Regions from separate parts of the Homo sapiens genome. Here region 1 is linked to region 2. Evidence: chromatin contacts called from ENCODE Hi-C or POLR2A ChIA-PET data. All regions are on one chromosome and are shown on one strand. The core of a region is the stretch at or near the end of the contact, and the rest is flanking DNA. Distances in the headings are between cores, read along the strand shown.

Region 1 (6,412 bases), core at 2,305-4,804, 8.0 Mb after region 2:
AAAAAGCAATAACATCATAGCAGCAGAACAAATTATTGATCTTATTAGAGTGAAAAGAAACCAGTAAAACTATTTAAACAACTATGTTTAAGGACAGAGTGATTCACTTGTCAAAAATTAATAACATTTGTGCCAAAAATATCTTACTGCCTGCCCAGGAAAAGTCAGAAATGAAAAAGTACAACTGCTGTCATGGTCTTAAGTACAAGTTCCCTTTCAGAATATGAAGTGTTTTGGCTTTGTAGGATTTTTTTTTAATTATCATTTTTTAGATCAAGAATTAACCACCCCAAAATTTACCTCTCAGATATATCAAGATTTTTTTAAAAAAATATTACTTTGGACTAATAAAGAGTATATACTGAACATTTTCAGAAGTGACATTAACATTATAATGTAAACTATTTTAAGGAGGTTTTACCTAAAAATAAATTCATATTTACAGAGGAGTCATCTAAATGGCTAGCATTTGTTATTAAATTACCAGTATTAAAATTCATAACTTGAGAACAAGGAAAAAGAAGGGTCGTTTACACTTACAAATGACCGAAGCTCGGATAGTATGTTAGATATTGTTGCATTAGGGTCATCATATTCTTGAGGCTGCTCAAAGGGACGTCCCGCTTTATTAATCAACCAAGCAGCAAGAGTACAAAACATGTAGAACTGTTCGCCAGGGTTGGTAGGCAGTGCAAAATAGTGTCTGTTTCAAAACAAGGAGGAATGGGGGCGGATGTGAAATAATGCAAATAAGTCTATAATAACTAATAGGGCCGAATTCACAATTGTCCAACAATCTTTCTTCCCCCCAAATGGCCATCAAAAGACCTCGATAATTCACCCTTTGAAGTTTCCAGTAATCCACAGCACTCACATTGAAGTTTTTAAATCAGCAGGATTAGGGCAATTACTACTGTACCCAAAATATTAGATCAAAGACCTTACACCCAGGAAATGTAGTGCATGTTAGAGCACAGAGCATGTAGAATTTTTGCCAAAATGATTTAAGTGTCAGTAATAATATGTAAGTACCTTATGAATGAAAATGGTAATCTGGAAGAACCTCAGAGTTTAAAAAAGACCTCAACGATTACTCATTATGCATTTTTACTGTTTCTAACCTATCACCTATGGTGAACATTTGTTTCTATGTTGGCTGCATATTCAATCACCTGAGGAGCTAATAAAAATACTGGTACTTGACCAAACATTGCTTCTTCCCTCATGAATGAATTAAATCAGAACTTCAGTGAAAGTAGGCCCAGTATGGGGTATATTTCAAAAGATTTCTACATGTTTATAAGGTGTAGTCAGGATTAAGAACCTGTGAATGTCACATCACCAGTCAAACATCTGTGGGCTCTTGCTTAATCCCCTAGTCTACTAAACACAGTTCTACGAGGATCAGTATGATTTATACCTAAACATTATAGGAATAAAACTCACTAGCAACAACATTCAAGTCAGTTTAATCAAAGATCTTATTTGTCTTGTTCATGTGTAGCTATCATTATTATGTTTACAATGTATTTACAACTATTATAACCATTGTCATAAAAATCTGTCGTGTACTCCTTCATGTTTCCCAAACTTTTTCCTGCAGGATAAATGTAAATGTTCTGGAAGATAACAGAAAGCTGGGAAGAAAAAAGGCCATGAAGTCCTTCCAGGTATATGCTCACTATCCTTTCAAAGCACCCACCCACCAAAAAGTCATCTTTTCCTTATCGGCAGATAACTCTTCTAGGGCAGAGGAATGAACACCAATAGATACTGTAAACCTAGGACAGTGGTTCCCAAACATTAGTGTCCATCAGAATCATCTGGAAGGCTTACTGAAACAGATGCTAGGCCCCATCCCTATAATTACTGAAAAGGTAGACCTGGGAAAGGGCCTGAGGAATTTCATTTCTAGTAAGTTCCCAGGTGATGCTGATGCTGTTGGTCTGGTGATCACATTTTGAGAACCATTGGACTAGGATATCCCCACACAAATCCATGATTCAAAGTATCCTGCTGAACCCCTGAGGACACAGTGCAAGAGATGACATCAACAGAACCTTAAGGACATTTTGTTTTCATTTTAAAAATATACTTGGAAAAAAATGCATTTTTATTAACATAGGAAATGTTGGTTGTCTATATTATCCTGATCAATTCACTTTAAGTAATAATCCCAGGACTACCTTTTCTAACATGGATCAAGCAACACTACTTTTTCCTTTATCTTTTCTCCGACCATGGACTAATTTAATATGAACAGTTTATATCAAGCCTACATATCTTTCAATTCAAGTTATTGGAAGACAGCAGTGGAATGAGATTAAAACTATCAAGGGAAATTATTTGAGCCTGGCTGTAGACATTAAGTACTATAGATTCTTAATACTGATTGCCTTTTATGGAATAAAATATACAAATGTAAGTATTAAAGTGAAAGAAAAGCTATAAAACTGATTTATCTGGCTACTGCTAAGCTACAGTGATTTGAGGAGAAGGTCCTAGCTGACCACTACCCTCAGCAAGTAATGGCATTGCTTTCAGGATATGTTGGACTTTTCCCCCACCGGAACAAGGGTAAAACTTTAGGTTCTATGATAGGGGGACAATTCAATAGTTGTCATTCGTCTTTTCCACTTTTCAGTTTCTGAGAGTATGGTTATTACAAAGGCAGAAGTCTTTTAAACCATAGCAAGTAGTTAACAAGTTTACTAACCGCATTTAAAGTGCTCCTTAACAGGATCCTAAGTACCCACGGTCCCCAGTTGTATGAACAGGGTCTTAAACAACAACAAAAAACCCCAAACTAGAAAAAAAGCCTTAAGTGATAATGGCATTCCTCTCTGGAGGCGAATTTTGGACGGTCTTATAATTTTTCTAGACATTTACTTGTGTTTTTCTGAGTTTTCTTCAATGAGTATTTGTTTCATCTTTACAATCAGAAAATATAGTTTGTGTTTTCTGGTAATGCGTGTGTGTTGGAAAAAAACAGGCAAGCTGTCTTCCGATCCTTTCTGCCGTTCCAAAACTTATTTATTCTCTCTACAAAAATACCAAGTCAGGGCTGCGTGAGCTCCACGGACCTCCCGGGAGTTTGGGGTGAAGTGCCCTTCCCTGGCTAGGAAGACGGAGGCAAGGAATTGCTAACCCGCTCTCACGAAACTGGTTCCCAGCAGGACCAAGGAGGGCATCTCCCTGGGGGCTAGCAGGCACCCGGGCGCTCGGGGACGCCGGCACCCACCTGGACGGGGCCTTCAGGTTGCTCTTCCGGAGGAACTCCTCCTCGTAGCGGAGCAGCTTCAGCTTCTCCACCAAGTCCTCCATCACCACGAACATGTGGTAGGCCGCGCCGGGCCCCCGCTCCAAGACCACTTCCCCGGTCCCTTCGCCACGGGACCTAGGCACCCCATCTTCCAAACCCGACGTCGTGACGACGGCCAGAGCAGCAGTCATCGCAGAACGGACAGAGTCCAGCGTGGGCTCAGGCCCACAGACCTCTGCGGCCTAAGCCGCCAGCCCTGCCGCCGCCAGTACAGCCACGACCGGTTACCAGGCGACCACCGGACAATCCGTCACCAGGGAAACTAGACTCCGCCTCCTTCCCTCCAATCAGGGCGGCTTTCCTGAATGACGTCACCTGTGGCCCTCTTCTTGCCCTGCCTCTGTGGAAATGGTGGTCGGGAAGCAGCCCCGCCCCTCATGGAGGCGTGGCGTTCGCGCCCCACTGCCGGCTGCGTCTTCTCCCTCGCTGAAAGTCTGAAGGGAGCCGGCTTACGTTTCTGCTCCGCTTGCCTAGTGAGTCTTGAGCTGGCTTGAGGTGTGTTGGACCTGGTGGTTGCTAAAAGCAATTAAGCGGGCATCTGGGTCAGCTAGTAGCTGTTAAAAAGATTAAAGGGAGGTGAAGACGTGTAGCACTGAAGGCTGCACTGGCTCACTGATACCTTTATTTTCTCAGAATTGAAAAGTTTTTCATAGTTGTAAAGATAGTCAATACCATAGGTTTCACTTTTACTGCAGGAACTTTCCAACGAGAGGTTTCTCTCGTTCTTTCTTTAATTTTATCTTTCTCTCACTAGGCAATGCTGCACTTAACAGTATATTGTAAAGCTTGAAGTACTGTATTACGTTGCCTGGCTGTTACTCCAGTGCTAGGAAAGTGGTTGGAAGGATGAGGAAGACAATGAACAAAAGGAGGCATTTGGAAGGATTTGTTTTACTTCAAAAACAAGAATACTAAGCTTCCATCCTGCTGCTTAATCTGTTTCAAACCCATTACATGTAGTATAAAGTGTTTGGGTACTTCGTTAAATCCAACAGAATAGAGATGGTCTTAAAAGGAATTTCCCTGCCCTAAAGCTCTAAGGGTGGCTAAAGATAGGGTGTTACTACTGTATTCTGCAGTTATTGACCTAGAAAATTTAAGAAAAGGTACATAACTGACCACAGAAATGGCCCAGCTTTACAGTTTTCAAAAGGCTTCTGTATTAGGCAATTTTCTTAACAGTTGCAAAAAATGAGGTAAGTGGTGGATGCCTGGCAGTTTTTGGGAAGAAAACTTAGTACAAGAGATTGAACATATGTTCATGTTTATAACGTGACTTTTAAGGGCTCTCTGATCTCTTGTATCTGCCACTACAAAATATAGAAGGGCTACATTTTTGGACAACTGAAATTTGAAATGTATCTACAATATCCTGTTTTTATTAGAAAAAATGAGAACACTTTTCATTGTAATCCGTCTACAGCTAACTTGTTTCTGATACTAATAAGGTTATCAAAGTGAAAAGTCAGAAGGGCAAATACCATTTTTTCATTAAAGAAAGGAAGTACATAAAATTACAGACTTATGTAGAGAATAACCTGAAGGGCAGCCCACTGAGAATTGCTTTTTAAATAAATAACATTGCTTGCCTACCACAAGTCATGAGCCAGCTGCTTTTAATAAAGTTGAGTGAGAAAATTGGATTTGATGTTACCCCACTACCAAATTGATCTTTCCTGGTCTTTGCCTTTTTGAAACAGTGATTCTCCCCGATAAGTCCATACCCCAACCACCACCACATGTGCAGCTTGGGGGTGTTATATGTATGTATAACAGTCACAGTAGTGTAAGATAGATGTATGGCTTTATAAGACTGAAAAATGAAAGCTTAGATATGTTTTGGGGTCCTAAGTTAACTAACAAGCAAACTGGGGCTTTTTACATGACTCTGAAAAAGCTCTCAGACTTTGGAAGTAAATTTATTACACTCAGGGAGGGAGATGTTCCTGCCAGGCATGCTGCCTACTTAAGATGTTCTGACATTTTCAGGAAGTTACGTAACACAGTATGAAATAGTCAAACGTTGCTTTTTAGCTGATAAATCCTCCAGCAACGTATGTATTTTAACTTGGGGGAAACAAAACGACTCCCAGGGTCTTAGCCATTTCCTTCCCAGGTAAAATACTGACACAGCCTGGCCTGAAAGCAGTATACAGAATAATTTCCCCCCTTAATTGTGAAGAAGAAAAAAACCCAAAAATATAAAGTATTTCCAGTAATTGTGGCACAAAGAGAACAAAAAAGCTAACTGTTCAATACTGCATGTTTCCCCAATAAAAAGTTTTAGAAAGAACACTGAAATTTCATTGTTTTGTAAAGCCCAGGGATTATTTTTGCTGATTCCTTGTTTACCTGTAATAGTTTGTAACACATCAAAAGATCTTTTCCTTGATAGTTTTCTTCGTGTGTGTGAAAATGCACTCAAATCCTCTTCTAGCTGTTTCAGCCACTTGGAAACTTTGGGGAATACAGTTGTATCAGGTTTTTTTTTGTTGTTTTGGTTTGCAGGACTAGTTTATTTGTTGACTAAGGAGTTAGAGCTTGAAGAGAATGAGCCATGTTCATTCTTCCTGTAAAATCTCAATTTCATCCCTGGTTTTACTGTATTCGCCACTATTAATAGCTGGCCTTCTGACTTTGACTTTTATTTCTTTCAAACTATCTGTGAGGTAATTGAAAGTAACTTTTTTTTTTTTTTTTTTTGAGACGGAGTCTTGCCCTGTCACCAGGCTGGAGTGTAATGGCACGATATTGGCTCACTGCAACCTCCGCCTCCTGGATTTAAGCGGTTCCCCTGCCTCAGCTTTTTAAAACTCGTGGATCTTTCTGTGAAACTCTGAAAACTAAATAGCATTCCAGGCCGGGCACGGTAGCTCATGCCTGTAATCCCAGCACTTTGGGAGGCTGAGGCAGGCGGATCATTTGAGGTCAGGAGTTCGAAACCAGCCTGGCCAACATGGTGAAACCCCCGTCTCTACTAAAAATACAAAAATTAGCCAGGCGTGGTGATGGGCGCCTGTAATCCCAGCTACTCAGGAGACTGAGGCAGGAGAATTGCTTGAACCCAGGAGGCAGAGGTTGCAGTGAGCA
Region 2 (6,426 bases), core at 2,723-5,222:
AAAGCAGATGTTGAAATTGCTGCCAACTGTTCACTTGTCATCTGTGAATGGGAATTAACTGGGTTTTGTTCATCATTCAATCAAATGTTAAGCTTCAGTAGTTTAAAGAGCCTGGGAATGCAGGTCCTGATGGGATTTTAAAACGACAAACAACTGAAGTAATTTTGATAAGTGTGAAACCATTTGTCCTTGTAAGATAAAAAGGGAAATTCTTGGGAAAGTTTAGAATTCTGAAACTCTCACACAATAGCTGCAGAAACAAAAATCAATATTTTGTTATTTAACAAGAACTCTTAAGCACTATCTATATGTTCTGCCCTGCATTTGGTGCACTGGAGGCTACAGGGGAACTTAAAAATAGTTGTCATTCTCAGAGTTAAAGAATATAAGATGCTGTAGTGCCCAGATGAGAGTGCCTGTTGATGGTCCTAAACTAGGTCAGAGGCGACAGAATGTAAGAAGGGCTGAGATGATATGAGCAGGAATCTCAGGGGAAAGTTTCACTGAACAATGAAGAATGTGTAGGATTTAATATTACTTCATGTGGCAGCCAGCCTCTGAGATGGCCCCCAGTGATTCTTGTCTTTGGGTATTCAAGTCTTTGTTGTGGTTCCTTCCCACATTGAATAAGGCTTACCAATAAGATATTGCAGAATTTACGACTTCTGAGGGTAGGTAATAAAAAAAATGTTGTAGCTTCAATCTTGGTCTCTGTTGAACTCTTACTCTGCGGGAAGCCAGCCACTATGTCAAGAGGATGTTCAAGCAGCCCATGGAGAGGCTCATTTGGGGAGTATCTGAGGCCTCCTGCTAACAGTCAACACCAACTCATCAGGCATGTGAGTGAGCCACCACGGAACTGGATCCTCCAGCCCCACTGAAGCCTTTAGATGACTGCATGACTGCAACCCTGGCCAACATCTTGCCTCTGACCTCAAGAGACCCTAAGCCAGAACATCTAGCTAAGCTGCTTCTAGATTCCTGATGCACAGAAATTATGAGTTAAGTGTTTATTGCTTTAAGACATTGAGTTTTGGGGTAATTTGTTGTGCAGCAGTAGATTAAAACATCTTACTAGGTCTTTGTCTTTATCTAAGAATGCACGAAAGTCAAGAAAAGGCTGCACGAATATGGAATAAATGATCAAGAGCTATGTTATTTCTCCATCTCTTTTTAACAAATGCTAAAATAATATTACAATGAAAACTGAATTAAATTCTACTCACATAACAACTATGACTATGCAGATGAGTTCATAATCCTTACCTGTCCCTGAACCCAACCAGCCATTTCTATATAGGTGAATAGCTTAATCCATTACAAAAGTACTACAAAAAATTCCCTAGTTCATTTTACAAATATTTATGGAGATTCTACTATGTGTCATAGGCATGGTACAAATTAAGTACATGTAATACAGTATAAATTACATAATTATATGGCTCAGAACACCAAATAATAAATGAAAAATCTTTTTATGTTCTCTATAATTTAATTTAAAACTAAGACATTTTAATTTTCTTGTTATAAGAAATACGCTTTGATTTTATCCAAGGATAATATGAAATAATACACCTTCCCATTTGGATGTGGGAACTACAATTAGATGCACAAATGCAAGCAGGGGACGCACTCCAAGATTTCATAATGAAATCTTCTCTAGTTCTTGAAAAGCATTTTTGTTTTGTTTTAAGCAGAGGTCCATTATTAGAATTTAACAAATTCTACTTGAGGGAGTGAGGCCCTGTCTCAGAAAAATAAAAATAAAATAATAATAAAGAAAAATGGTTTGGCCAACATGGCAAAACCCCGTCTCTACTAAAAATACAAAAATCAGCCGGCCGTGGTGGCACACGCCTGTGGTCCTGGCTACTTGGGAGGCTGAGACGGGAGAATCACTTGAACTTAGGAAGCAGAGGTTGCAGTGAACTGAGATCATGCCACTGTACTCCAGCCTGGGTGAGAGTGAGATTCTGTCTCAAAAAAAAAAAAAAAAAAAAAAAATCCGCTAGAAGACACTATCGCTAAACAATTTTGGTTGAAATCTTGTCCCCAATGGGTTATACATCACTAAGATATTGACCCTATCTAGAACTGGCTCCCTAATTTGTGAGGCCTAGTGCAAAATTAAAACCAGTGGCTCCTTGTTCCCAAATTATTAAGAATTTCAAGATGGCAACACCAGAGCATGAAATCAAGCACAGAGTTCTTCTAAGCATGTGGTCTCATGCTATTGCATAGACTACATGCCCATGAAGCTGGCTCTGGCTCCATTAAAGAACATAGAAGTCAGAACTTTCCACTTTATTTTGACAGAATAAAGAACTGTTTAAAAATGTCAAGTGACATATTTTTAATGGGAAAATATTTTACCAGAGACTATAAAGCAGTTGCTGATTTAATTATACTCAAAATGAATCATAATTGAGGACTAGAATCTTCTTAACCAGTGAGCAACTGCTTCTCATGTCAATGACTGAATAGGTTTTAAAACCATTTTCTGAAAAGTTTCTGAAAATCTACTGGCAACAATTGAAGGGACCCAGGGGAGGTCCTGAATATTAGAATGGTAATGTGACCTAGATTCACGTCTTTTATTCTTTTTGATAGAGGGCATCTACAGTCTCATTCTATGTTAAAAGAAATGTTCCCTAACAGAGAACTGAACATTACAGAGATCCGGGCCTTGGAAGTGGGTGCAGTACCATGCAGATCTGTATTATTTCCCTTTAGGGAAGAGAGTGAACATGTTTTTGGTTGTAAATGAGATAGCTGTACTGTTTTGTATCTATTTAAAACAAATAGTTTTTGAAACTATGAAACATTTTAGATACCTAAGTATAGACTCTATAAAGAACACTGGCCACCTATGTGGCCACCTTGGGGCCCTTAATAAATATTTAAAAATTCATGGAAACTCCTCCCTTTCCCTGAATGTAACTGCCATTCCGAGTTTTCTATATATCATTCTCCTGCATTTTAAACTCATATGGATCTATTTTAAATATATTGTCTTTTAAACACCAACTATAAATGATACCATACTTTACCTATCCGTCTGCAATCTGTTTTGCTCATTTAACAGCGTATTTTTCAGATGTATCCATATTGTTACATGCAGTTCTACTTCATCACTGTTGTTTTCAGGGCTTGCAAAAGCGTTTCTTTAGGTCCATCCTCCTGAGCGTGTGCTCACCCCAAGGCCCCGGCGGTGGCCAAGTGTCCGCCCATGCGGTGTAAAGGGGAAGTGGAACGCGTAGAGAAGGATTTTGGCAGCTCTGCTTGCCTGGAATTCCAGTCCTAGAATTCTAAATTCGGACTTGATCTTCCAGACTGTTAGGAAGATATATTTAAGGTAGGAGGCTAGAACGTATCTCCTTTAGTATATAGCTTCATTTACAACTTTTAAATATTCAGTCAAAAAGTATGTGGGCCTTCATTTACACTTTTGACGGGGCCTCACAAATAGGGGTGGTCTGCCCCTTTCCTTACGTCCCACTCTTTCTTCAAATTAAATTGCTACAGCAGGAAATTACTGAACTGTGGCTCTTCTCCTACGTCCGCCTTCCCTATGTCAATTCCCATTTCCCTTGCTTTCTCCAATAGTTAGGACTGTAAATTCTAACTTTGTTAATTTCGACGCCAAGCTGGAATGAAGACGCTAAGTGGACGCTAAAAAGACACGCTGTTTGTCACACAAGGCCTCCAACTGGGACGGCGTCCACCGCGCCCCGCCCCGCCCGCGGCACCGTGGCATCTTGGGACATGTAGTCTTTGGAGGGGCAGCTGCCTCCACCAAGTCTCCTCCCCCAAGACGCTGCCTTTCGGCCTCGGGACGCCGTGACGTTGCGTTCCTCCAGTCCCTTGCCACCTCCCTCTTTCTTCCCCTCTGGGGAAGCTCAGTGCTGGACTTCCGAAGACCTTTTACGACATTGAGTCTCGGAGTTGGTCTCAGCGCCGGATCCACTTTTCGGCAAAGTGACGTGGACGTCAACAGCAATGGCGGAAGGAGAAGATGTGCCGCCGCTGCCAACGTCGAGCGGCGACGGCTGGTGAGTGAAAGCCGGGGCTAATTTCCAATGCCCCTTTATTCTTCCTTCTCACCATCTTGCCGGTCCCCGAGGAGCCGTCTGGCGTCGGCATGGAACGGAGAGGCCGGTCCTAGGCGAAGTCCGGTGCCCTGCCCTACCCCTCTGCCAGCTGGGTGCCCCCTGCCTGCCTGGTTCTGCCCAAGGGACTGGGGCGGGACTCCCAAGGAGAGGGGTGTCATCCAGGTGCTGGGCCTCAGAACGGTCCTCCTGTGTCGTCTGTCAGTCTCCAAAGTGTGCTGGAGTGGGTGGCTTCAGGGCTGGGTTTGGCCGGAGTCCTGGCTGTGGGAGTTGGAGTAGGCTGAAGAAGGAAGTTTGTTGGATGCAGATCTGAGTCACTAAAATACAATGTGAAGAAAAGACGTTTTGAAATGACCACTGCGACCTTCGCCTGAGGGTTCAGAGGTTGACCCGAGGAGAATCCCTCCCACTTAGTTGGTATACTTTTTTTTATTCTGGCTGTTATCTCGTTTTGCATTCCAACAGTTTTCATCGTTCGTCTCCTTCACGCAAGTCATCTTTTCCCCTACTACCACATTTCTCACAGCTCGATTTCTGAGCTTTGGATGCAGTGTGGGACTTTGCTCTTACTGCACCCAAGCTGTTGCATGCTTACCTGATTTATACTCGGGATTGTGGGGGAAGACCGCCAATAATTTTTTGGTAAACTGCTCACCCAGTGTTAATCTTTGGGAAAGGCTTCTACTTTTGAAATAGTTGATCTCACGATACACTGTTAGGTTGTACAACATCATTTTTTAAAAAGGGACCTTTAGAGGCTTGTCTAAATTTTACAGTTGATCTAAGTGTATTGACCACATGTATTAGTTTTGGATTTGCTTGTTCGTTATATTGTATGTGTACAGCTCATGGGCACTTTAAAAATAATACAGGACATTGATAGACATCGACTTTAATCCCAGAGGAAAAAAATGGAAATCGTTGAAAGGGATAGATAATTAGTAATTAAGAAATTCAGCTCTCCATTAGCAGACATCAAACATTACCGTAGCGCTGGGCTCTCCAAGGTGTCAGAGGAAAACTTCATGGTGATCTAGATATAGTTTTTTTTTCTTCAACTTGCTTATGTTGGAGTTGGGAAGGTGTAACAAGGTAAAATTAATCTTATTCTTTGTGAGTGTGATTCAAAGTGTTACGAGAGGTTGGCGGTGGGGGCTGGGGCAGTTGGAGTCACTGGGGGAAAGCTTCATGAAAGCAGCAGTGTTTCAACTAGGCTTTGAAGAATAAGTAGGATTTAAGCCCCAGGGCTGTCTAATAGAAGCCACATATTGTAATTTAAAATTATGTAGTAGCAGCATTTAAAACTGAAAAGAAGGCTGGGCGCGGTGGCTCACGCCTGTAATCCCAGCACTTTGGGAGGCCGAGGCGGGCGGATCACTTGAAGTCAGGAGTTCCAGACCAGCCTGACCAACATGGTGAAACCCCGTCTCTACTAAGAATATAAAAATTAGCCGGGCGTGGTGGCGCGTGCCTGTAATCTCAGCTGCTTGGGAGGCTGAGGCAGGAGAATCGCTTGAACCCGGGAGGCAGAGGTTGCAGTGAGCCGAGATCGAGCCACTACTGTCCAGCCCGGCGGCAGTGTGAGGCTCGGTCTCAAAAAAAAAAAAAAAAAAAAAACACTAAAAAGAAACAGGTGAAATCAGTTTTAATAATCTATTTAACATATTTCAACATGTAATCATTGTTTAAAAAATTAGATAATTGTACATCTTTTTTGTGCCAAGTCTTCAAAATCCAATGTGCATTTTACAGCTACCTTATATTTCAATTTGGTCTAGCCACATTTCAGATATTAAATATCCACACATGGCTTGGAGCTAACATATTAGTGCAGAATCAGATTAAGAGATGGGAAAGGCCTCTGAATGGAGTAACTTTCATGCGCGTCCGTGTGAAGAGACCACCAAACAGACTTTGTGTGAGCAATAAAGCTTTTAATCACCTGGGTGCAGGCGGGCTGAGTCCGAAAAGAGAGTCAGCGAAGGGAGATAAGGGCGGGGCCGTTTTATAGGATTTGGGTAGATAAAGGAAAATTACAGTCGAAGGGGAGTTGTTCTCTGGCGGGCAGAGTGGGTGTCCCAAGGTGCTCAGTGGGGGAGCTTTTTGAGCCAGGATGAGCCAGGAAAAGGACTTTCACAAGGTAATGTCATCAGTTAAGGCAAGGACCGGCCATTTACACTTCTTTTCTGGTAGAATGTCATCAGTTAAGGCGGGGCAGGGCATATTCACTTCTTTTGTGATTCTTCAGTTACTTCAGGCCATCTGGGCGTATACGTGCAAGTCACAGGGGATGCGATGGCTTGGCTTGGGCTCAGAG

Evidence for each region. Hi-C counts contacts between places; a loop is a spot of excess contacts on that map. ChIA-PET counts read pairs that join two places held with the same protein, here RNA polymerase II (POLR2A). Pooled maps may share reads with other maps.
Region 1: a map of CD8-positive, alpha-beta T cell shows a loop between it and region 2 (9-fold over the local background). The contact joins the promoter of IFT57 here to the promoter of TBC1D23 in region 2. A Hi-C loop is called at or near these places in 1 of 168 maps with a recorded cell type or tissue (CD8-positive, alpha-beta T cell) and 4 of 50 pooled maps. POLR2A ChIA-PET finds 5 or more read pairs at or near these places in 1 of 52 experiments (activated T-cell).

Annotation. Positions count from the first base shown.
Region 1 is chr3:108,218,870-108,225,281 of GRCh38, forward strand. IFT57 (intraflagellar transport 57) reads right to left here and starts at 3,555. Exons shown (of 11, transcript NM_018010.4): 1 at 3,242-3,555; 2 at 541-703. The coding sequence starts at 3,453. LOC124909405 (a long non-coding RNA gene) reads left to right here and starts at 3,736. Exons shown (of 2, transcript XR_007095999.1): 1 at 3,736-3,817; 2 at 4,077-5,615. RefSeq lists an enhancer at 3,274-3,533 and a silencer at 3,469-3,762.
Region 2 is chr3:100,257,020-100,263,445 of GRCh38, forward strand. It overlaps TBC1D23 (TBC1 domain family member 23), which reads left to right and starts at 3,973. Exons shown (of 19, transcript NM_001199198.3): 1 at 3,973-4,052. The coding sequence starts at 4,000. RefSeq lists enhancers at 3,377-4,045, 3,781-4,270, 4,046-4,714, 6,052-6,426.